Regions from separate parts of the Homo sapiens genome. Here all the other regions are linked to region 1. The links are chromatin loops, found by intact Hi-C in ENCODE. Cell type or tissue: chondrocyte. All regions are shown on one strand.

Region 1 (8,000 bases):
GTTATGGCCATTGTTTTGCTATTCCAAGGCTTCACCAAGTACCACTGGGGAAGACTCATCTTAAATGGGAATCATCTCTTCTCACCTCATTGGGTTTAGGATGCAGCCTGCAGCAGAGGGAAGAGGCCTGTGGGTCGGGGAGCAGCGGCTTTGCTCCAGGCCTATCCTTGCTTTTCTGCGTGTCTTGAGACAAGTCACCTCCCCTCTCTGGGCTTCGGCTTAATGAACTGTGGCTTGTGATTTCTACTCTAGGCTTTTGCTTACGTGGCTGCCTGTGACTCATGCCTTTTCACCCCACCTCTGCCAGTTTAAACTCTGCGCATTGTTTTTTCTTGACCCAACCAAGGTTCCTCCTCTTCTGGGAAGTCTTCCTTGATTAGACCAGAGGGCAAAGCCAGGCCAGCAGCCAGCCCAGCTTCTCCACTCACTGAAGGAGAGACAGAGGTTCCTAGAGGGTCAGGCCTCTGCTAAGGCACAAACAGTCCCCTCTTCCTTTCCTGTCTCCTGGTGGGAAGCTTCTGACTGCCGGATCCGATTCTCCTTGCACGAGGCCACATTTCCTCCCAGCTCTGCCCTCAGTTGTCCCTGGGGGGTGGGAGTGGGTTCGAGTCAGGTCACTCCACCAGCCTGCCAGGGCCAGAAGGCAGAGCCACCATCCCTGTCTCCCTGCAGCAAGTGAATCCCAGCCCCTCACACCTGTGAGGTTTTGCCAGGAGAAGCCTGCTTCTGCCTGGGCTCACCTTGCTCCCCAGCAGCTGTCTGAGGCCTCTCCAAGAGCCTCCTTGGCCCCCTTCTCATTCTGTCTTGCTCAATATGGGCAGATCTAGGAGAGTGGGAACCCTAGGGGCTCCTGCAGGGGCTGGGCCGGCACTGACCTTACAGCCCTTCACCCTCACCCCATGTTCCTGCCCTGATCCAGAGGGGAGTGCTGGGAGCAGGGAGCTGCTGGCCCCAGAACTGCTGAGACCCCCAATCCTTATCGCTCATTCCCACCTGCCAGCCTGGCCAGATCGGGGAGGGAAAGGAGGCTGGGCCCGGGCCAGGGTGGCGCTTAATGACCCTCCGGGGGCCTAATCTCAGACTGGCAGCCACGGAGTGGCTCAGGCGCGCTCCTGGAGAAGGCTGATAACGCACCAGCTGGGCCCCCACCATCTATCGCTGCACAGCCAGTCCCAGGGGCAGCCTCCCAGGGCCTGGGGAGGGGGAGCCTCTGGACTAGGGCGGGGCTGGAGGCGAGCTCTCCACCCCCAGCCCTGAGGGAGGGGATCCTGAGCTTCGTGATTGGCAGACAAGGGAGAGACCCAGCCTGCAGGAGGGGTGGGCTGGGCCTGGTGGGAACCTCCAGACACCTGTGCTCCTTCTCTCTTTCCTGCTCTCTTCCCAACCTTTTCTCCCCACGTAGGACCTCTCCTGCCCAGGCCTGTCTCCTCTTTGTCTCTCCCAGCCTCCATCCATCTCTGTCTCCCTGTTTCTCAGTCTCTCCACCTCTGTTTTTGTCTCATCCTCTGCCTCTCTCTCTCCTGTTTGCCTTTCTCCTCCTCCACCTGAGCTCAGTGCCCACCTCCTCTTTCTCTCTTGCATCCCTTTTCAGTTTCCAGCTGGTTCTCTTGGTTGTCCCCTTCCCAGCTGTCCCCTGCCTCCTAAGCTTCCTTGATGTCAACCCTTGGCCGGGCAGTTCCCACGATCTCATTGGTCTCACTTCTGTGTGTGGTATCATCTCTCTGTGGTCCCTTCCACCAGCTATCTGCCAGGATTGCAGGCTGCCTCAAGCCCTGGCTCTCAGCCCAGAATGTCCTCTTACTGTTGAGGACATTTTTGCTCTTCCTGGAACAGGGCTTGCACCTTGTTTTCCCCTCTCCCACCTAAAACATGTAAGTTTCATAGGGTTACATTATAGGTTATACCCAAACTCAGGCAGAAAAGAAAAGCCTCCACCCAGCAACTGCACAGTTGAGGGAAGACTGCAGCACTGCTTACTTCATTTAGACTTGAAGAGGAACTTCCAGCCAGGAGTTGGCTTTGAAAACAGGCTGTGGAGTTCCGTCTCCAGAGTGCCAGGTGGTCAAGGGGAGTTTCAAGATTACTGCCGTCATACTCAGAGTGACACATGCAGAAATACTATCTGTTTATTGTGCTTCAAGGATCCATTAGATCAGGACTATTGCTGGGCAAAGCCTCTTCCCGCAGCCTAGGGGTAGTAAAGGTGGGGGTAGAGGTGCTGGGGCTGGGGCCAGAATCACACACAGTCTGCTCTGGCCTCTACCCACCTTCACAGGGAAGTCAGGTGGCTGAAGCCAGCAGAACTTGCTCTGGGACCAGGGTGGAGGCACCTGCCTCCCATCCAGACCTGGCTGGAGGGTCTTGACTCCCTAGCTTGGCTCTCCTCCCAGGGTTTTTTTTTTTTTTTTTTTTTGTCCCTGGCAGTGCAGGGGTGGCCAAAAGCTTGAGCTTGGGAATCATGCCGATTGGTTCAAATTCCAGCCTGCTCCTCGATGCTTGTGGGATCGCCTAGCCTTTCAGATCTTCCATTCCTTTGCCGGTAAAATTGGCTCTATAGTACATTCCTTGCAGGGCTGCTGGGAGGAAACAGAGATGACATCCGTGTTATTATTGCTCCTGAGACTTGCCAGAAAGCCCTCCATGATCAGCGTAGATGCCATTTCTTCCCAGATGCTCCTTTCCCCACTCCTGGGTTCAGCACTTCCTCCGGGCAACTTCAGCCCCTGCTCCTCCCTCTCTTTGCACCCGCCCCACCTGCCCCACTCACTCCACCCACCCCAGGGTGCTGTCTACTTGTCTGCATCCTGCTCCTGCCCTGGGTCTGGGAGCTCCTCAAGGGCAGGAATGGAGTGACTTCCCTCTCTGTGCACCCAGGACAGGGCTGGACAGGAGAAGGGAAGCCCAAGGAGTGGTGAAGAGCCCCGAAGGAAGGGACTAAACTCCAGCCATCTGTCCCGCGGTGTCTGTTCATACTCCTCCTCCGTGCACGGGCTCAGACATACATATGCGCATATGCTCTGTCTCTTTCTGGTTGAAGGTCCTGGGAGCCCTCCGGAACTCTGCTGCCTGGCAGTCCTTCAGTTTCGGGAGCTTTTCTGTCTGCCCGTGGCCTCGGCTGCCACCTGGTGGCTGCACGCTCCAAAGGAAGCGTAGATTGATGAGAGCCTCGGAAGTTGAGCTTCAGGCGCGGCTCTTCCCCGTCACACTGGGACCGGACGCATTTCCATGGCGTGGTCCCAGGAACCTCTCAGGTCATGCCAGCAACTGGGACTTCCTGTGGAATGCAAGGGCAGTGGGGCCTCCGCGAGAGAGAGAGAGAGAGAGAGAGAGAGAAGAGAGAGATATTAAGGATGAATCCCAGTGTCTGCTCTGAGCAAATTGGAAGACGATGGCATCAGGGGCACTGCTCTGGGCTATATAGACTGTGCCTCCACTAAAGGGTCCCTGAGACCAGGTGTGGGCCCGTATCCCTGGAGGGAGAGGTAACTTCCTCTGATTCGAAGGCATCATATAGGCTAGTGAATGGCACTGAGAATGGCAGATGCCAGGGACAAGCAGGAGCATGTGTGGGATGAGGATGCGGCGTGGATGTGTGACGTTTCAGAGCCTGCAACACATCCGTAGGGAAGTCCTGGAGGAGCAGTTGGGTGCATGGTGGAGTTCTGAAACAGCTGGGCAGTCGGCACTTGAGCCAGAGATTCTGCTTTCGACCTGGATGCCCATTGAGAGGTTAAGAGCTCAGGTCTGGGTCAGGCAGCTTGGAAGCAGCACAGCTTGGACACTTGGTAGCCTGGGACTGTGGTTAAATCAACGTGACTCTCGGAGCTCCAGTTCACTGTAAATTAGGGCAGTAAATGATGTCTACATGATAAGTGGTGTTATGAATGTTAAACATTCACATGAAATACATAGAATAGTGCTTAGCATACAGTACACAATAACTGTTAGCTATTTGGAAAATTACTATTGTTATTATGATTATTTATTACAGAGTGAACTGAATTGGATGCAAGATCACGGTGCGTCAGAGCTAGCAAGATCCTTAGGATCATTTAGCCTGGTTTACTAATATTACACTATGGAATTTAAGCCCAAGGAATGGAGAGTACCCGACGAGCGTTATGTAAGGAGTCGAGTGAGAAGTAAGCTGGATGCTCTGCTTGGCTGGCAGGTACAGAATGTGCCAGACCCATCTGTACCAGCCTGGATCTCTTGAGGCATCAGCACAATGGACCTGGCCACACCAGTTTATTCCACACCGCTGAGGCTGGTACAGTTCTGGACATGGACTTTGTAAATAAATAACTGGGCCTTTGGTCAGTTCTAGCTGTGAGCTTGGAGGTATGGGGTGGGATGGTGAGGACAGGTGGGGGCAAAGTGAGGAAAGGGGCAGGGAGGAGAGGGGAGAGAGAAAAAGGGGAATGAGACAGGCTGAGCTAGTGAGCTGGAATTGGAGGTTGGGAACAGGCTTTCCTTGATGGTGGTGGTGCTGTTTTCTTTTTAATTTTAATTTAATTTTATTTTAAGTTCCAGGCTACATGTGCAGGATGTACAGGTTTGTTACATAGGTAAAAACATGGTGGTTTGCTGCAACTGTCAACCCATCACCTAGATATTAAGCCCAGCATGCATTAGCTATTTATCCTGATGCTCTCCCCACCCCTGCCCCAACAGGCCCCACTGTATGTTGTTCCCCTCTTTTTTGTTCACTTAAAAGATCCCACTTTTAAGTGAGAGTATGCAGTGTTTGGTTTTCTGTTCCTGTGTTACTTTGCTGAGGATAATGGCCTCCAGCTCCATCCATGTCCCTGCAAAGTACATGATCTCATTCCTTTTTATGTCTGCATAGTATTCCATGGTATATATGTACCATATTTTCCTTATCTAGTCTATCATTTATGGGCATTTGGGTTGATTCCATGTCTTTGCTACTGTGAATAGTGCTGCAATGAACATATGCTTGCATGTATCATTATTTTTTTATTTTTTTTGAGATGGAGTCTTACTCCCTCACCCAGGCTGGAGTGCAATGGTGCAATCTCTGCTCACTGCAACCTCCTCCTCCCGGGTTCAAGCAATTCTCGTGCCTCAGCCTCCCGAGTAGCTGGGACTACAGGTGCCTGCCACCACACCCGGCTAATTTTTTTGTTTTTTTGTATTTTTAGTAGAGACGGGGTTTTACCATGTTGTTCAGGCTGGTCTCGAACTCCTATCCTCAGATGATCCACCCTCCTGAGCTTCCCAAAGTGCTGGGATTACAGGCATGAGCAACCACACCCAGCCACATGTATCTTTATAATATAATGATTTATTCCTTTGGGTACACACCCAGCAATGGGATTGCTAGGTCAAATGCTATTTCTGGTTCTAGGTCTTTGAGGAATCACCACACTGTCTTCCACAATGGTTGTACTAATTTACATTTGCTGGTGCTGTTTTCTACATTGAATCTGAGGGCTACTGTATGATGTGTAAGACACTTTCTGATTGGAGCCTCACAATGATCCTACCAGGTGATTACAACTGAGCCCAAGTTTTAGAGGAAAAAAATGCAGACTCAGAGAGAGAAAAGTGATTTGCCCAAGGTCACATAGCCAGCTAGTGGCATTGAACCCTGGCCTTTTGACTTTAAATCTATTGCAAATTCTACCCCAGCATAGGGTTCTCTTTGGGGTGTGTGTGTGTGTGTGTGTGTGTGTGTGTGTGTGTGTGTGTGTGAAATGGGGAGATAAAGAAGCCAACAGTGTTTGCCTTTGCAGAGCATGCAGTCCATTTGGAAACATGCATGTGGGAAAGTGGGGAGGGACCCTGTCAAGCATCTAAGAGGAGTGGTGGCATTTGCTGTGTCCACCTCCATCCTTCCCACTCACTACTCAGCACCTATAGCCTTGTCGCTCTCCCCAACACTCTGCTGAGACTGTTGTCACCAAAAACACTATTGTCCGGCTCCCTGTTGAAAGGTAAGATGGTCTATCTGATTCTTCCGCTCTCAGTATAATAGGATGATCACCATTTTATCTGGGAAGCTGTTCCTGACCACCTGCCCTCAGCTCATCAAGCTTCTGTGAGCCTGCAGGCTCACCCTGGTCATGCCGCCCATCTCTCTGAACAAGATTGTGAACTCTGAACTTTGTGAGGCAAAGACCACATACACCTCTTTATTGCAATGTGCAAGTGTCCTGGAATATAGGAGGTCTCCGAGAGCTATGTGTTGACATGGAGACCTTATCCCTTGCACTCAGTTACACTGCTTCCAGTAAAGTATCAACTTCTAGATCAGCGCCTTCAGCTCCACTCCCTCCTGCACAGCTCCACAGGTACCTCAGGTCCAAAATGGAATTCTTGATCTTTCACCAACCTGAGTCCTCTGTTCCTGTAAGTGGCATCCATTCACCCAGACCAGAGATAGGGGAGTCACCCAGAATCCCCCTCTCCCTCAGTCCCTGAGTTTCACTTTCCAACATATCTCCCTCCAGGTTCTTTCCAACACATCTCCCTCCAGGTTCAAGCCTCGATCTTGCCTGATGTTTGCAGCTGCCTGCTCCCTTGTTTTTATTTTTACCCCCAAGTTTTCCTCTACACTGCAGCTAGGGAGACCTTTCCTGCTGGAATACAGCCATTCACATCTGCGAGAGGAATCTAAACTCAAGGCAGGTGTAGCCTAGTGGCTATGTGCATGAGCTTGAAGCCAAATTTCCCTGAGCAAATCCCATCCTGCCAATTTTATATTAGTGGGATGTACCCCAACGAGGGTATATCAGGGACTGAATATGCAAATTAGGGATAAAATGAGGCCCATCTTATGAGGTTGTGGTGAAGAGTAAATGGATGTAAAGAAAGCATGCAGTATGCTCAGTGAATGACAGCCATCGTGATTTTCCTTTCCTTGCCTGCAATATCTCGAGCAGCCACTAGATGACTCCACCTCCTTCTCCCTTTCCAGTGCTGCCAACACTACTGCTGGAACTTCTGCCTCCCCTCCCCTCCCTCACCACACATCTCCATGCCCGTGTTGTTCATGTTTTTCCTTCTGCTAGCCTCACCGTCTTCGGGGCGTCTCCCTGACATCTTTTACTACATCTCACCCTCAGCTCTTGGAGGACGGGATGTCCCCACGAAAACTGGCATAGTGCCTGCATTGAACAAGTACTCAGTGTTTGCTGAATGAATGAATGTGGGTTAGTCAATACTAGCTCAGCTGCTTACATCACTTAGCCTCCCCGGGTCTCAGGATCTCCTTTTATCTGTGGTGACCATCCAATGTAAAGCCCTAGCATAAGACCTAGCATGCTTTAGACCCATGGTTGCCGTGCACAGCCAGCTGCCTGTCAATCATTGCCCATTCCCATTGCCCACTAGCCATTGTCCACTCTATGTTCACCCCTGTTACCTCACCCAGCTGAGGGTCTTAAACATAGTTTTACCTCTTCTCAAAGGTCATTCTTTACTTGGTAGGGTAGGGTCTAGAAAGAGTCTGCAATTTGGTTAGAGTCTAGATTTAGTTTGCAACCCAGCTGGGCTGGGTGAGCCCAGGCTTGGCTGATGGTTCAGCTGAGCCCAGATGGCTCCCATCTGCCTGGAAAGCATAGGCTCAGCCTCCCCCTTCCCTGAACCCCTACCAAGCATCCTGGCTGGCTGTGCTCCTGGTCCTCTTTTACTCTAGTCCAGTTCCTGTCCTGGCTTGGGCTGGGGGTAAGGGCACTTGTTTCTGGCCACTCCTCATGGATCTCTAGTCTCTGCCTCTGTCTTTGCCTGCTTGACCCTGGTCCTTGTGCCACTTACATCAATGTCCTGAAGCAATGACTATTTTTTATAGGACCGACTCTCAGGAGATGAAGATCCAATCACTCTATCAAAGAATATGAGCATTTCCGAGGCTCTTGTAAGGTACATGCTTTCTATTGTTTTCCTTAAGGGTTGAATCCATCTACACTTAATCAATTCCACCACAGTGTAAACAGTGTGTGTGGAGGGGCGTGGGGGTGATGGTGGACTAACAG
Region 2 (8,000 bases), 550 kb before region 1:
GCCTGTCCTTTTAAAGGCAGGCCCAAAATTAGTATAGTCACTTCTGTTACACTATATTGGTCAAAGCAGTCACAGACCAGACCACATTTAAGGTGTCAGCCTAAAGGGCTCTTGTATTAGTCCATGTTAATGCTGCTGATAAAGACATACCTTAGGCTGGGTAACTTATAAAGAAAAAGACGTTTAATGGACTCGCAGTTCCACGTGGCTGGGGAGGCCTCACAATCATGGTGGAAGACGAAAGGCGTGCCTTAAATGGCAACAGACAAGAGAGAAATGAGAGCCAAGTGAAAGGGGTTTTCCCTTATAAAACCATCAGATCTCGTGAGACTTATTCACCACCATGAGAGCAGTATGGGCTAAACCATCCCTGTGATTTAATTATCTCCCACTGTTCCCTCCCACAACAAGTGGGAATTATGGGAGGTAAAATTCAAGATGAGATTTGGGTGGGGACACAGCCTAACCATATCAGCTCTCTAAAGGAAAATTATATTTATTTGGAAATGGGCACTTTAATGGGAATATGTGTGCCAAAGTCAACTATGTGCTTATCAGGTAGGTAAAGAAAGACAAAGGTTTTGAAAGAAAGAAATGAGGAGGATTACTTAATTGTTTTGAGGTAATTGTCTTTGGCTACAAGGATCAATAACAAGGGTGTTGCCAGTCCAAGGTTGGACAGGCAGTTACTGGGCCTCATACAAGTATTTGTGTGTGTGTGTGTGTGTGTGTGTGTGTGTGTGTGTGTTAGAGTATGATCACCTTTGTTCAAGGTTGTGGTTTTTACACAGTCTTTTGTGATAGCTCCTGTTATCAGGTATTTGTACATGACAACCCTTCCTTCATGGCCTCCCCTGATTCCATTTGTGAGAATTTTTAGCATGTGGCTTTCTTTTGATTTTGACAACTTTCACATTTTCTCCTTTTAATTAAGATCTTTCTCTGAAAGCATGGCTGATTAATCACCCCATAGTTAGATTTTGATCATCCCTCAGTGCCGGAATGGACCTCCCAGTTTGTTGGTCTGGTCTCACACTGGAGAGAATGATGACTAGAAGTGAGTCACCAATCATGATAAGCAATGGGTGAAAACCCATTTAGCCACAGTTGTGCAACAAGGGATGTTTGGAGGGCATGGCTCTCAAGCTGTCTACCCAGTATCTATTGCTAAATTTAATGTTGTGTTTTCTGCAGGTGTTAGCTATCATCTCAAAGTGCTGGGAAAACATTATTTCATTAAGAGTTGTACTGCTATAGAAATTTGACAGGCAACAGGAATGAAGTTTAAAAAGGAAAATAATAATAATATAATAATCTTAATTTGTGTAATAGTTTTGAGTCACAAACCTGGGCTTTTATGGGTTTTGGGAAGATTTGGGAGTTGGTGGGAGAGAGGGGAGATAGCAGGGAGTCTCCTCTAGTGAGGAGGTTTGGAACTGGGTTGGGATATTTCCCTGAGAGATGGCTTCCAGGGAGCCTGGGCTGCCTAAAGCAGCGTGGCCCCGGCCCAGCCCAAGACAGCCTAACGGTGGAGCTGAATTCTGGGTTACCAGTACTATGAGAAGACCTGTTTTCTTGTTCAACTCAGAGACTTTGAAGGGCAGAATAAGACCAGAGTGAGCAGGGTGAGCCAGCAGGGAGAGGTGCTATTTTCTAGCTGAGCTTACCTTCTGCCTGCCTCCCAGCCTTGCACATCCACATACCCCACATGGCCTCCATGCATAAACCACTGTGGTCATTTAAGGCTCAGCTCCAAAGCAGTGTGACACAGCGGTTAAAAGCAAAGGCTTTGAAGTCAAATAGACCTAGGTCCAAATCCCAGCTCCAGAATTTACTATGTGACTATGGGTAAACCACTTAACCACGCTGAGCCTCGGTTTGCCCATACGACCTCATAAAATTATTACGAGATTCTGTGTGATAATGTACCTCATAGACTTAGCCCAGGGTCTAGGGCATAGTCATTACTTAATAATTAGTAGCCAAAAAAGCCCCCCTCTGCTCTCACTCTTCCACAGCCCACACTGGCCTCTCCCGTGTCCCCCATTCTGTCTTGTACCTAACTATGGAGTGACACCTCCTGTGATATTTCTGTCTCGGGTTGACACTGTATCTCTGCACTCCTCCCCAAAGGAGAGTTAAGCAGCTTACGGTCGGGACTGAGGTTTATGCTCCCCCTTCCTCTCCACAAAACACACGCTAGTACTGGTTGGGTACCCTGTAGGAGCACAATAAACACTGATTGGACTAAATGGCCAATTTATGGCTTCTCTTTGAACAGGCCTTAGATGATTACCTTTTATGAGGCTTACACTTTAGACTTAAAATGTAAAACAGAAGCTCAGGTTAAGAGGCAAATAATGGGATATTTTATGTGCTGTTCTGGAGCAAAAGTCCACAGCTTTATTGCAGTGGCTATAAAAGAGCATAATTGGAAAAGCCTTGATTGAGAAACCCACAGTGGAAAGAACTCTAGGTCAGGAGACAGGAAGCCCAGACTTCCCACCCTGCGCTGTACCATCCAACCAGGCGCCTTTCCTGTCTGACCTCATGTGCAAAACCAGGGGCCCCTAAAGACCGTCTCAGCCCTAACTGTCCATGGTTCTTGAGTCCACAAGTCTAAGACGCACTCCTCCCAGAATTTTATGATTCCAAAATCTTAAGATTCTCCAATTCTAAGATTCTCATACCCGACGATCCTATAATATTAAAATTTGGCAGTTTCAGATTGTACTATCTTAAGGTTCTATAGTAAAGTATGGTGGTTAACAGCCTGGGTCTGGAGTCAGGAGACCTGGGTTCACATTTCAACCCACTGCTTATCATAATGTGATTTTGAACAAATTACTTAATGAGATTCTCAGTTTTCTCACCTATACAATGGGGATAAATGTCGTCGCCATGTGATGATGATGGAGAGAGACTTAAATGAAACAGCTCCCACAAGGCACTTTCTTAATACTTTGACACAGAGAAAGCTATCAAGAAATGGTAGGTATTGTTATTGTTCTAACATTCCATGAATGCATTATCTCAAGAATCGAATATTCTCCCATCCTAAGTAAGTACCATCCTGTGATTCTAGGACTCTGTGACTCTCAGATGTCACACATCAGCCTAAGTTCGTAGGGACTAGGACTGAGACCGCATTCTAGGAGCAAGGCTGTCAGCACAGCCATGGCCACCAGATGGCAGGCTCAGGTTACCAGTCCCTCCGTAACCATAACCGGGTGGCTGAAGGAGCTCTGGGACCAGCCCTCAAGTCTTCTCTCTGGCTCTCATTTAAAAGTTCCTTTCTCTGATGTGAACAGAGAATGAAGGGGGAGTAAGGGGAAGTTGCAATTACCATGTTTTTCTTATCAATCCAAAGATCCGCAATGCAAGAATGAAAGGCGACCCAGAGCGGGGTGGAGGTCTCATAACGAAATGAGCTTAATATGATGCCGTTTCAACACGGCTCACTGGCTGCAGGCTGGAAAGGCAGAGACGACGCATCAGCACGTTCCGGGCCTCTCACACCGCCGCCCTGCCTGGGAGCTGTGTGGTCCTCAGTGCCCCCAGTTCAGACACCCACTCATCTGCGAGGGCACATCTGCCCAGCGGCCGGGAGAGCAGGAATTCTCATTGCTGCCCTCACAGACGAGAGCATCCAAGGGGTCAAGGATTTGCCTCAGGCTCTTCAGTAGTGAGGTAGGATTAAGATAAAGAATTTTCCACGGCCGGTGCTGTGTCTCCGTTAGGCTGATGCTGGCAGCAGCCCGCTCAGCAGTGCCCTGAAGGAGGCAACCAGACAGAAGACAGGGAAGGGTGACACAGGACAGGGGCAGACACCCCTCTGCCTTATGTCAGAGTAGCCCCTCCCAAAACGACCCCGAATGTCAGGTTCTGTGCTGGGCACTTGGCCTGCATTATCTCTAATGCAATCCTTTCAAGAACACTTTGAGGAAGGCGTTAAAAAAAATGACAGCTCTGAGGGCTCAGAAAGGGGAAGGGACCTGCCCAGATCTATACAGAGATGGAGTCAGGAGTCAAGCCGAGGCTCTCTTCCCACTGCAGGCGCTGCCCAGGGAGTACAGCGCCGAGACAGGAAGGAGGCCTGAGACTCCAGGTCGGGTCCTGGGAGACCCTGGGCGAGACCCGCCTGTGTCTAGCCCTCAAAAGACTCCTTGTCAGGGCCGGGGCTAGTTGGGACACCAAGATGAGGCTCTGGTGGCCCAGATCCAGCCTTGGGCTGGGGGAGGCCAGAGGGGCTCCCGGGTGCCCCGGGCGGGCGCCGCGGCCAATATTGACTTTGGTAAACACCATTTTGCACGGAGCGGGGGGCGAGGGCGGGGGCGCCCTGACCCGGGGGGCGGAGGCAGCGGCTCCGCATTTAGACGAGGCCATTAGCCGCGATCGATGGCTGCGCCGCGCGCTCCGGCCGCTGGGCGCTCCCAAATGAAGGTTAAGTTTGCTCTGCGCCCCGGCGCGGCCGGCCATGCGCCCGCATAATGGCCCCGGCCCAGCCAGCCCGCGCGCCCAGGTTAAGCGGAGGCCGAGGGGCCGCGCTGTTGTGCTGGGGAGGACTCGGCTTGGCCCAGGGGAACCGCAGGGTAGATGTGCTTGGGACCCAGTGTGCGGTGCCCTGGTCTGTCTCCCTCAGGGTTACCCTCCTGGGCTCTGGTGGGTCCTGGATGGGTAGGGTAATGTGGCTGTGCCTTAGCTTTTGCTCCAGGGCCACTCGTTTGAATGCACGGCCTGTGTAACCTTGTGAGAGTGTGCCTGGGCGTGCACCCTCGCACCTGGACATCTGGCGTGGGCTACCTGGAACACTGGAGCCAGCCAGTCTGGGAAGCCAGAGCTCTGTGTGCCAGAATTCTGGTTCTGCCATTGCCCTATCTCTTCTTGCAAGTCACTTCCCTGCTTCAGCCTCAGACTCATCTCCTGAAACAGGCAGGTCAGAGGGCACCTGGCCCTGGACAGGCAAGGACACATTCACACGCGTATTCGTGGGTGGCTAGGCTGTGTGAGTGCACATCTGGGATGTGTGCATGGACATGGGTGTGGCTACACCCAAGGTGTGGCTGTGGTGTGTGCCCAGGTGCTGCAGCAATCCGAGTTAAGTCTTAGCGATTCCTCGCTGGGAATCCCCTTGCTGTCTGTTGGAAACTGCAGCACAGGCAGCCCCACACCATGTACCACCGCGTTAGACCAGCTCCCACCAGGACAGGAGCCACAGTGCGTGTTTAATAAATGCCCCTGAAGCGCCCAACGCTGCAAAGGTATCACATTAATTCTCGTACCTATTCTTTTCTCCACTTTTTTTTTTTTTTTTTTTTTTTTTTTTTTTTACAATTGAGCAAACTGAGACTCAGAGAGGGGAAGCAACTTGCCCAGAACCATAAAAGTCAGCAACAGGAGGAACTGGGATTCAAACCATGCTCTGCCTACTGCACCCTGCTGCTGCTGCTGGTGACAGCTCTGGGGATGGGCAACTTGAAATGGCAGACCCTTGGCAGGAAGCGGGTGAGGACAATGCTGTGCACCCACCTTAGTGCACCCACCTGTGCGCTAAGAGAATGTCTTCTGGTTTATTTAGAGATCCTTCCTCCTACCCCCACATGTTACACCCGAGCAAACAAAGGCTCAGAGAGGGGAAGAGAGTTGCCTCAGCTTGTTCAGCAAGTTAGCACCGGAACAGGGATTAGACTCCTGATAGGTTGTGGTGTGCTGCTCGCCTTGGTCTTGGCTGTCTGCAATGTGTGCTACAGAGGGGGCCCAGGTTCTAGATGGCAGCCATCAGCATGATCGTGACAGGGTCGGGGGAAGGAGACTCAGGCAGTCTCCCCACTGGGGGATGAGTACCTCACTCTCCCCCACGGCCTTCTTGTGGCCTAGGCCCCAATCAGTGCACTGAGGCAGGTGTGCACTCATGAGCTCTGAGCAGAAGGGATGACAGGATGGCCCAGAGGGGTTTGCATGTCACCCCAGGAGGCATTAGGGAATGTTTGGGAACATTTTGTCACAGTGAGTTGCCATAGGTGCTAATGCCCTACACAAAATAACTGTCTGCCCAGAATACCAGTCATGCCCAGGAGGACCTGACTCAAGATTCTGAGGAGCCAGGGAAGCAGGTGGCCCCAGAGCTGGGGAGTGGCCTCCTTCCTGCCGCTCTTCCCCTCAGCCCCCTAGCAGCCCCTTCCTTGATCAGTCCTGATAAGATAAGGTCCTGCCCAGTCCTCTTCCCCGGTGCCTCTGCCTTGGTAAATGAATGACCCACGGAGAGAAGGGGCCTGGCCCCGAGCCCTGTAGGGTTATCATTGGCAAGGTCATGCCACCCGCAGGCCCACCATGCTGTCTCGGAGCTCTGGGAGCTGAGGGGCCACCATCCACGCTCCAACATATGCTGTGCCACTTCAGCCCGATCCTTTGCTCTTCTCCCATCAGGCAGGTGAGGACCTTGGGGCCAGAGAAACAGGGCAACTTTCCCAGGTCACAACACCGAGTCAGTGGCTCTAGAGCCCAGGTTTCCACACCACACCAGCTCCTGGCTCCCTGCCCAGGGTTGTGAATGTGCACCTTCCCCTAGTACAGCCAGGCCCGGGTTACCAACCAACATATCCCTGAGCAATGACTTCTGATGGCCAGCTTTAGTACCAGCTCTGCCATTCAGTGCCTGGCTGTGTGGCCCTAGGGGACAATGCCCCTGCTTGGGACCTCCGTTTACCCCATTGTAAAATAAGATGGCAAGCCAGGTCCCTGAGATAAAGAGTAGGGGCACATCACTGGCAGTGCTCACCTCTCTGGGGGGCCAAGGCCTCCATCCATTGCCGCCACTACCTTTTTATGAACACAAGATGTGAGTTGCTCCCTGTCCTAACGTGACCTTGGGGATGCCAGGCTGCTCCCCAGATGTGAGTGGTAGCTGTCACAGGGAGTGGCAGGGGGAGGCTGAGGCTTATTGTGGCTGCCTCCTCATGGGCAGTAGGAGCAGGAAAAAGAGCTCCATGGACCCTGAGCCTGAAATCTTCCTCTTCCACAGCTTCAGACCACTCTACTCTCTCCAGAGACTTCTGCAAATGGGCCCTTGACACCCCAACCTCCTCTTCAGGATCAGAGGGTTTATCCATTTGGAGTCTTAGACTGAGCCACAAGGTCATGGGTCCAATCCCCTGAGTAATTCAAAGCCAAGAGAGGTACAGGATCTTGCCCCAGGTCACACAGCAAGCCAGAGGTGAAGCCAGAGCTTGCCTACGCGCTGAGACATAAAGGGTGAGCTGCAGATGCGATGCTTTTCTCAGATGCCGCTTAGCATTTCCCTGGCCAGTCTCAGCCACAGCCTGCACAACAGCCACTGCCACTAAACCACACCAGCTCCTGGGGGGCTCCCTTAGCAGAGGCTGGCTGAGGGCCTGGGCTGGCTAGGCACTGTGCTGAGCACTGTGGGGCAAAGAGATGACCTGGGCATAGGCCTGCCCTGGAGGAGCTCACAGCCGAATGCGGGAGAGAAACGGCGTCATTTTTAACCTAATATGAAACACAAGTGAATAAGTGCTATGATAGAAAAGCTCAGGGGACAATAAGCACACCAACAGGCAAGGGCGACCTACTGTGAGTGCCGGGAGAAGTTTCCTGAGTGAGGAGTGAATGTCGGAGTGGATGTAAGATGTGACTACACAGAGGAATTGACTAGGGCCGGCCTGGAGTCAGGAGGGGCATTCCTAGCAGTGGAATCTGTGCATTTGAACTTCCCTGGGTGGGAGGAAGCCGGGAACATTTCAAATAACCAGAGTCCACAATGGTGACGTGATGGTTCAGTGGGTTCCATGGCGAAAGATAAACCTGAAGAAGTTGGCAGGCCTAGATCACACAGGTCCCTGGAGGCTTCCCCAGTTCCCCAGAAGGAACTGGACTCTTATCCTAAAAGCAATAGCAAGTCATGGATGTAAGCAGCAGAATGTAAGGTGTGTTCAAGAGATCACACTGGCAACGATGTTGAGCATGGATTGCATTGTGAACAG
Region 3 (8,000 bases), 84 kb before region 1:
GTTAGATTGAGTTCCTGCAGGGTAAGGATCATAGTAATTTCCATATTTTTAGAATTTGCTGGGCTTGGTGGCTCATGCCTGTAATCTTAGCACTTTGGGAGGCCAAAGTGAACCGATTGCTTGTGCTAAGGTATTTGAGACCAGCCTGGGTAACATGGCGAAACCCTGTCTCTACCAAAATTACAGAAATTAGCCCTTGGTCCCAGCTGTTCGGGAGGCTAAGGTGGGAGGATTGCTGGAGCCTGGGAAGTTGAGTCTGCAGTGAGCTGTGATCACGCCACTGCACTCCAGCCTGGGTGACAGAGAGAGACTGTTTCTTTTTTTTTTTTTTTTTTTTTTTGAGACAGTCTTGCTCTGTCATCCAGGTTGGAGTGCAGTGGCGCAATCTCAGCTCAGCTCACTGCACCCTCCGCCTCCCGGGTACAAGCAGTTCTCCTGCCTCAGCCTGCCAAGTAGCTAGGATTACAGGCACTTGCCACTATGCCCGGCTAAGTTTTGTATTTTTAGTAGAGACGGGGTTTCTCCATGTTGGCCAGGCTGGTCTCCAACTCCTGACCTCAGATGATCTGCCCGCCTCAGCCTCCCAAAGTGCTGGGATTACAGGTGTGAGTCACCATGCCCGGCCAACTCTGTTTCAAAAAAAGTAATTAAAAAAAACTACAGTTTGACCCAGTGTCTGGTTCCCCATGGGGTGAGCCCCAAAGTAGGTCTGCAGTTTATTTAGAATAATTATAGAAACTGAGGACAAAGAGGAGCAAACCATGGGATCTTTATTTATTCTCCTTAACTCTGTAAACTGCAGACTACTTTCTAGAATAATGGGGGTTTTCAGATTGGAATTTTAAAAAATATCCAATCTTGTGTTTTTTTTTTTTTTTTTTTTTTTGGGAGATGGAGTGTTGCTCTGTTGCTCAGGCTGGAGTGCAGTGGTGTGATCTTGGTTCACTGCAACCTCCACCTCCTGGGTTCCGGAGATCCTTCTGCCTCAGCCTCTCAAGTAGCTGGGATTACAAGTGTACGCCACCACACCCAGCTAATTTTTGTATTTTTAGTGAAGACGGTGTTTCACCGTGTTGGCCAGGCTGGTCTCGAACTCCTGACCTCAAGTGATCTGCTTGTCTCGGCCTCCCAAAGTGCTGGGATTAAAGATGTGAGCCACCATGCCCTTGTTTTGGCTTTTTTTTTTTTTTTTTAACTTTAGAAACAGATCTGAGTTAATTGATAGAATGAAGTTAATTGCTTTTTCAGAGCAATTAATTAACTCTGTCGATCCCAACACATAACTAGATGTAAATCTAATCTTTGCTCAGCATTGATTTGGGTTGTTGATTTGGATTAAATACTTTCTCCAGTGTTGTCTATGATGGTTTTGGTGCTTCTCTGGGATCCTTCTCGCACTTTTGGTCTGATTCGTGCTCTGGTTCCCACTGCTGAGTATTCATAGATGACACGCAACTCCAGGGCTTCCAGTCCCCCTTAGATGTCTTGTTGGACCAGTGTTTCTGATGTTGAAGTAGTCTGTGAAAGATAAATTTATTTGCCTTGCAGCTTCATTGGTTATTGATTACTTTTTCCCAGCAGTGAGTAGTGGTATGTAGTATTTATAGAGACTTTCTTTTAAAATGATCCATATTTTTCTTTAGAAGCTGTGCTTTGGGCATACCTAATAATACTTGGCATATTAGAAGCATTTTAAAATTTTTTATTTAATCTTAAATCTTTTGTTGAGATTTGACATTTTTATTTATTCCTTTTTCTTCCCCCTAAAGAGTGTAGACATTTATTTATTTATTTTGGCTTATAAACAACAGAAATTTGTTTCTCATTGTTCTGAGGACTGGAAACTCCAAGATTGAGGCGCCAGCAGATGTAATGTTTTGTGAGGACCCATTTCCTGGTTCATAGTTGATGCCTCTTCCTTGTGTCCTCACGTGGTGAAAGGAGCTATCTAGCTCTTGGTGTTATTTTATTAAGGACCCTTGTAATCTTTAATGATTTGGGTTTGTTCTTTTTCAGTTTTAGTTTTTGCTTCCTAGGTTAGACACCAAGACAGATATTTTTAAATCCTTGAGGCCAGGTGCAGTGGCTCACGCCTGTAATCCCAGCACTTGGGGAGGCTGAGGCAGGCAGATCACCTGAGGTCAGGAGTTCGAGACCAGCCTGGCCAACATGGTGAAACCCCATCTCTACTAAAAATACAGAAACTAGCTGAGCATGGTGGTGCATGCCTGTAATCCCAGCTACTCAGGAGGCTGAGGCAGGAGAATCGCTTGAACCCAGAAGGCAGAGGTTACAGTCAGCCGAGATGACGCCACTACATTCCAGCCTGGGTGACATGGTGAGACTCTGTCTCAAAAAAAAAAAAAAAAAAAAAAAAAACTTGGAATGAACAAATAACATACCTAAAATATTTAAATGCTCTAAAAATTTCCATTGCCATCAAGTTCAGGAGAAATCAACAGCTTGTTTTCCAGGCTTCAAAGAAAGTTGTCTTAAATATAAGTAACACAAGTTAAAAGGTACCATGGTTTAGTTTATATGCAGCCTGTTAAAACGAGGTGTTTTCGTTTTTGTTTCTTATAGAAATAGGGTCTTGCTCTGATGCCTAGGCTGAGTGCAGTGGTACAATCATAGCTCACTGCAGCCTCGAATTCCTGGGCTAAGTGATCCTCTTGCTCAGCCTCCTGAGCAGCTAGGATTACAGGTGCATGGTGTCACACCCAGCTAATTAAAACAAATTTTTTGTGGAGATGGGGTCTCGATATATTCCCCAGTCTGATCTTGAACTTCTTACCTCAAACTTCTCTTGCCTTGCTCTCCCAAAACACAGATTACAGGCATGAGCCACTGCACCTGGCTAAGATGGGGTGTTTATGTAGCATCATCACTAAGAGCTAAAAATACAACCAGGTGCTGCTTGAGTCTTAACCCTTTTTTCTAAAGTTACTACATTTCAATTATATGTTAAAGGTACCTCAATGACTAACACATTATATATCCTTCCCAGCAGCTCTTCTCTAGTTGTGAGAAAAGAACCTGATGTACCTGTGTTCTTTCCAAGTGGCCAGCTGGCAGAAAGTGTAAGCATGTGTTTACAGACTGGACCAACAGGGGGTGCCAGTAACAATTCTGAAACATCAGAGGAACCAAAAATTGAGCATGTAATGCAACCCTTGCTTCATCAACCATCAGATAACCAGAAAATTTACCAGGATTTATTGGTAAGAAAATGTAGAGCATTTCATCTTTTTGAGAAGGTTATTTAGTATAGGATATACTAGTTAAGCTTTTCCTAGGTTTAAACTGATTGAGACCTTAAGATAAAAAGATTTTTTGTCTAATTAACAATGTAATTTTTCTTTTAGCTTTTCATAAATTATAACTTAAATTCACTAATTTACCATAAACATACTTAAGTACTTAGAAAAACACAGCTTTATTTTTAAAGTATAAATATTGATATTATGCCTAATTCAAACCAAAATTAGTATTAGAAAATAAGCAAGAGTTTCTCGGAAATTTGAAAATTGGAAAGTAGTGGGATATTTATGATAACATTTACTGATTTTAGTTCAGGTAAGCCAATGTTTATTAAATACTTAGCTTAGTCTAAGACAGTAGGCTAAGTGAAATCGATAATATAAAGGTGAATATGACACTCTGTGCCCTTGAGAGCCTAGGGGAAACAACAGCACATGCAGACTAGTAACAATTATAAGACAGGCTGTTGAGGAGTAGTAGTGTAAAGCAAAGAGAACACAGAATAAAGGGGTAATTCTGGTTGGAGGAACTAGTATTATAAAACTTAAAATGTGATCTGGGACTTAAAGGATAGAGAAACCCTGACTGTCACTTTCATCCAAATTGTAGAACATTTGATTTGTCCATTTGCGAGAAGGCAACATACTTCACAGGGCCCTATGTATTCATCAATGAACACATATTTGTTATTTGCTTGCTAGGTCCTAGGCTGGTGCTAGCAGCTTGTATGCTCAGGGAATGAAATATGCAGAAATAGTATCACAGGTCATTCTTACTTTGAGAAAGTGAGAAGAAAAGGAGCCTAACTCTGTGAACATCATAAAGGCCTAATTTATAACTGAAACATTATCACTTTGCAAACGAAAGCATTATTTAAAACTTGTTTATAAAAAATTTAGCATAAGTCCTCGAAAATACTTGGAGAATTACTCAAAAGATTTTTTTTTTTTTTTTTGAGACAGAGTCTCTGTCACCCAGGCTAGAGTGCAGTGACATGATCTCAGCTCACTGTAACCTCTGCCTCCCAGGTTCAAGCGATTCTTGTGCCTCAGCCTTCCAAGTAGCTGGGACTACAGGCACCTGCCACCATGCCTGGCTAATTTTTTTTTTTTTTTTTGAGACAGAGTCTCACTGTGTTTCTGTTGCCCAGGCTGGAATGCAGTGACATGATCTCAGCTTACTGCAGCTTCTGCCTCCCAGGTTCAAGTGATTCTCCTGCATCAGCCTTTCAAGTAGCTGGGACCACAGGTGCACGCCACCACACCCGGCTAATTTTTGTATTTTTAGCAGAGATGGGGTTTCACCATGTTAGCCAGGCTGGTCTTGAACTCCTGGCCTCAAGTGATCTGCCCGCCTTGGCCTCCCAAAGTGCTGGGATTACAGGTTTGAGCCACACGCCTGTACTCAAATGATTTTTAAATACGTTGGTTTTTATTTTTATTTGTTTATTTTCTATTTTATTTATTTATTTTTTTTAGACAGAGTCTCACTCTGTCACCCAGGCTGGAGTACAGTGGCGCCATCTCAGCTCTCTGCAACCTGGGCCTTCTGGGTTCAAGTGATTCTCATGCCTCAGCCTCCCAAATAGCCGGGACCACAGGTACGTGCCACCACACCCGGCTAATTTTTGTATTTTTATTAGAGACAGGGTTTCACCATGTTGGCTAGGCTGGTCTTGAACTCCTGACCTAAAGTGATCCGCCCACCTTGGCCTCCCAAAGTGCTGGGATTACAGGTGTGAGCCACCACGCCCAGCTTATGTTGGTTTTTAAGTGAATGAAGTCTGAACAAGCATTCTGTTTTCTCTAGGGTCTGATGAAATTGTTCATTAGGATGTGCTTCTATAAAAACTTCATAATACCTGCAAATAATACCATAATACCTGCCTACTTGATACTTTGTGGAATTTGACAAGATACTGATTTTCCCTGGCCTTGTTGTATCATTAAGGTCTTACTGTAAAATTGTTTTTTAACTTTTTTTTAATTTTAATTTTTTTAGAGACAGAGTCTCACTTTGTCACGCAGGATATAGTGGCACAATCACGGCTAACTGCAGCCTCAGCCTCGTGGCTCAAGTGGTCCTCCTACTTCAGCCTCCTAAGTAGCTGGAACTACAGGCGTGTGCCACCGTGCCCAGCTAATTTTTAGTTTTTTGTAGAGACAGGATCTCGCTGTGTTGCCCAGGGTCTTAAACTCCTGGGCTCAAGCGATCTTCCTGCCTTGGCTTCCCAAAGTGCTGGGATTATAGGTGTGAACCACCACACCCAGCCCTAACATTGTTAATAGTGATTTTTCAAAAAAATTTTTTTTCTTTTTGTCAGGGTCAAGTAAACCACCTATTAAATAGTTCCTCCAAGGAAACTGAGCAGCCGTCTACCAAAGCAGTAATTATCAGTCATGAATGCACCAGAACCCAAAACGTTTACCATACAAAGAAAAAAACACATCATTCAAGACTGGTGGACAAAGATTGTGTCCTTAATGCAACTCTTAAGCAACTAAGAAGCCTTGGAGTAAAAATTGATTCTCCCACTAAAGTGAAGAAAAATGCACATAACGTGGATCACGCCAGGTAACTTTTAAAATTTTGTTTTAAAGAGTGAATAAATTTTATTTTTTAAAAATTTTTATTTATTTTTGCCCATCATTGGCTAGATGAATAAATTTTAGATGTATTGTGGCAATCTCATCAGAAAAGTTACGTTTGTGCCTCAATTGAGTTGATTCACGATTTATTCAGGGCCTACCATATGCATGATGAATAAGAGATTCTTCATTTTAGTGGGAGAGAGGGTTACATACATAAGTAATTTGAGAGATATTGTGGGATGACTCCTGGCTGGATAGGCCAACAAAATACTTTAGGAGTCTTGAGGAAAGAGAAAGGAGTTTTGCTTGGTAGCATCTGAAAAGTCTTTCTGGAGGTGATAAGGTCTGTTCCAGCTACTGGATGTACAGTTACACAGTCGTGCCATCTAAAAAGCAAAAATATTTCTTTTTTCTGGGAATGTGCCCAACTGGTCATGTCCTTCTGTTCAGATTCCTTTCTACCAAAGATGACCTCAGCACATAACTTATTAAAAAGAAAATAAAGTCTGGAGATTATATTATTAAGGCTGGCATATTTTCTGTTAATTATTTTTTGTTTTCTAATTTAAAAAGTAATAAAAATTCATGGTTTTAAAAAACAATACAGAAGAGAGTGTAAGATAAAATGCAAAAGCCACAACTCCCCACATTCCTGCCTGACTCTTCCAAAGTTACTTCTCTTAGGCCGGGCGCGGTGGCTCACGCCTGTAATCCCAGCACTTTGCAGGGCTGAGGCAGGTGAATCATGAGGTCAGGAGTTCGAGACCAGCCTGGCCAAGATGGTGAAACCCCGTCTCTACTAAAAATACAAAAATTAGATGGGTGCGGTGGCGGGCGCCTGTAATCTCAGCTACTTGGGAGGCTGAGGCAAGAGAATTGCCTGAACCCGGGGAGGCAGAGGTCGCAGTGAGCCGAGATAGCGCCACTGCACTCTATCTAGCCTGGACGACAGAGCAAGACTCAGTCAAAAAAAAAAAAAAAAAAAAGGCCGGGCGCGGTACCTCACACCTGTAATCCCAGCACTTTGGGAAGCCGAGGTGGGCGGATCACGAGGTCAGGAGATCAAGACCATTCTGGCTAACACGGTGAAACCCCGTCTCTACTAAAAATACAAAAAATTAGCTGAGCGTGGTGGTGGGCGCCTGTAGTCCCAGCTACTCAGGAGGCTGAGGCACGAGAATGGCGTGAACCCAGGAGGCAGAGCTTGCAGTGAGCCGAGATTGCGCCACTGCACTCCAGCTTGGATAGCAAAGCAAGACTGTCTCAAAAAAAAAAAAAAGCAAAGTTACTTCTCTTAACCATTTCTTTTGTATTCTAGAAATGTTCCATGCATGTTCAAGTATATGTGTATGTGATAAGCTTTGTGATTTGATTTTTTGTTGTTGTTGCTGTTGTTTTAATTTTGAGACAGTCTCGCTCTGTCACCCAGGCTGGAGTGCAGTGGCATGATCACAGCTCACTGCAGCCTCAACCTCCTGGACTCAAGTGAGCCTCCCATCTCAGCCTTTTGAGTAGCTGGCACTACAGGCTTGCACCAGTACTTAGCTAATTTTTTATTTTTTGCAGAGATGGTGTCTTGCTATGTTGCCCAGTCTGGTCTCAGACAAACTCTTAGACTCAAGCAATCTTCCCACCTTGGCCTCCCAAAGTGCTAGGATTACAGCCGTGAGCCACTGCACCTGGCCTGTTTTTTTGTTTTTGTTTTAAACATGATATTATAATATCTTGGATACTTTTCCTTATAGGGATATACAGTTCTTTCTCTTGTATTTAAACAGCTGCATAATATTCTTTTGTACCCTTGTACTAGAATATATTGAACCCCAGTGCTCTATTAATGGACCTTTAGGCCAAATCTCTTATTTGTTATTTCAAGCAATCCTAAGTGAACATCATTCTACAGGTACAAGTATCTTTGTAGGATAAATTCCTAGATAGGCAGGATCAAAGAGTATGTGCATTCAAAGTCTTAGTAGATGCTACCATTGCTCATCAAATAGTTGTACCAGTTTATATTCCTACCAATAGTGTAAAAGAGTGAGGCTAGCATTTTTGAGTTTTTTATCCATGTTGCAAGATAGAGGCTATGTATCCTAACCCTTCCCCTCTTGTCAGAACTGAGAACCAACTTGTCACGTTAGTTGTGGT

What was found. Hi-C counts contacts between places; a loop is a spot of excess contacts. Peaks named below come from ENCODE experiments on the same cell type or tissue, not always from the same donor. Only the 100,000 strongest peaks of a DNase experiment are listed, where the experiment ranks them.
Region 2: it touches region 1 in a loop (5-fold over the local background); 70 of 110 quality-filtered maps call a loop at or near these places.
Region 3: a loop joins it to region 1, with 6 times the contacts of the local background. A loop is called at or near these places in 33 of 110 quality-filtered maps.

The regions. Positions count from the first base shown.
Region 1 is chr1:47,174,441-47,182,440 of GRCh38, reverse strand. CYP4A22-AS1 (CYP4A22 antisense RNA 1) reads left to right here and starts at 2,818. Exons shown (of 6, transcript NR_199717.1): 1 at 2,818-3,251; 2 at 3,992-4,316; 3 at 5,372-5,513; 4 at 7,817-7,887. It overlaps LINC00853 (long intergenic non-protein coding RNA 853), which reads right to left and starts at 3,191. Exons shown (of 2, transcript NR_047498.1): 1 at 3,003-3,191; 2 at 2,102-2,573. RefSeq lists a cis regulatory region at 1,113-1,130 and enhancers at 1,049-1,193, 2,819-3,320. In chondrocyte, CTCF peaks have their summits at 2,866, 3,105 (motif pointing left), 6,701 and 6,907 (motif pointing right); a DNase peak (open chromatin) is centred at 3,157.
Region 2 is chr1:47,721,632-47,729,631 of GRCh38, reverse strand. No RefSeq gene overlaps it. Among named protein-coding and RNA genes, the nearest start is that of LINC01738, 37 kb to the right of the region's middle. RefSeq lists a silencer at 3,081-3,375 and an enhancer at 4,240-4,807. In chondrocyte, CTCF peaks have their summits at 2,926, 3,194 (motif pointing right), 4,241 and 4,441; DNase peaks (open chromatin) are centred at 3,544 and 4,211.
Region 3 is chr1:47,258,124-47,266,123 of GRCh38, reverse strand. It overlaps STIL (STIL centriolar assembly protein), which reads left to right. Exons shown (of 17, transcript NM_001048166.1): 15 at 3,008-3,221; 16 at 5,585-5,835. Among named protein-coding and RNA genes, the nearest start is that of TAL1, 30 kb to the right of the region's middle. In chondrocyte, CTCF peaks have their summits at 2,919 and 3,121 (motif pointing right); no DNase peak of the experiment used is centred here.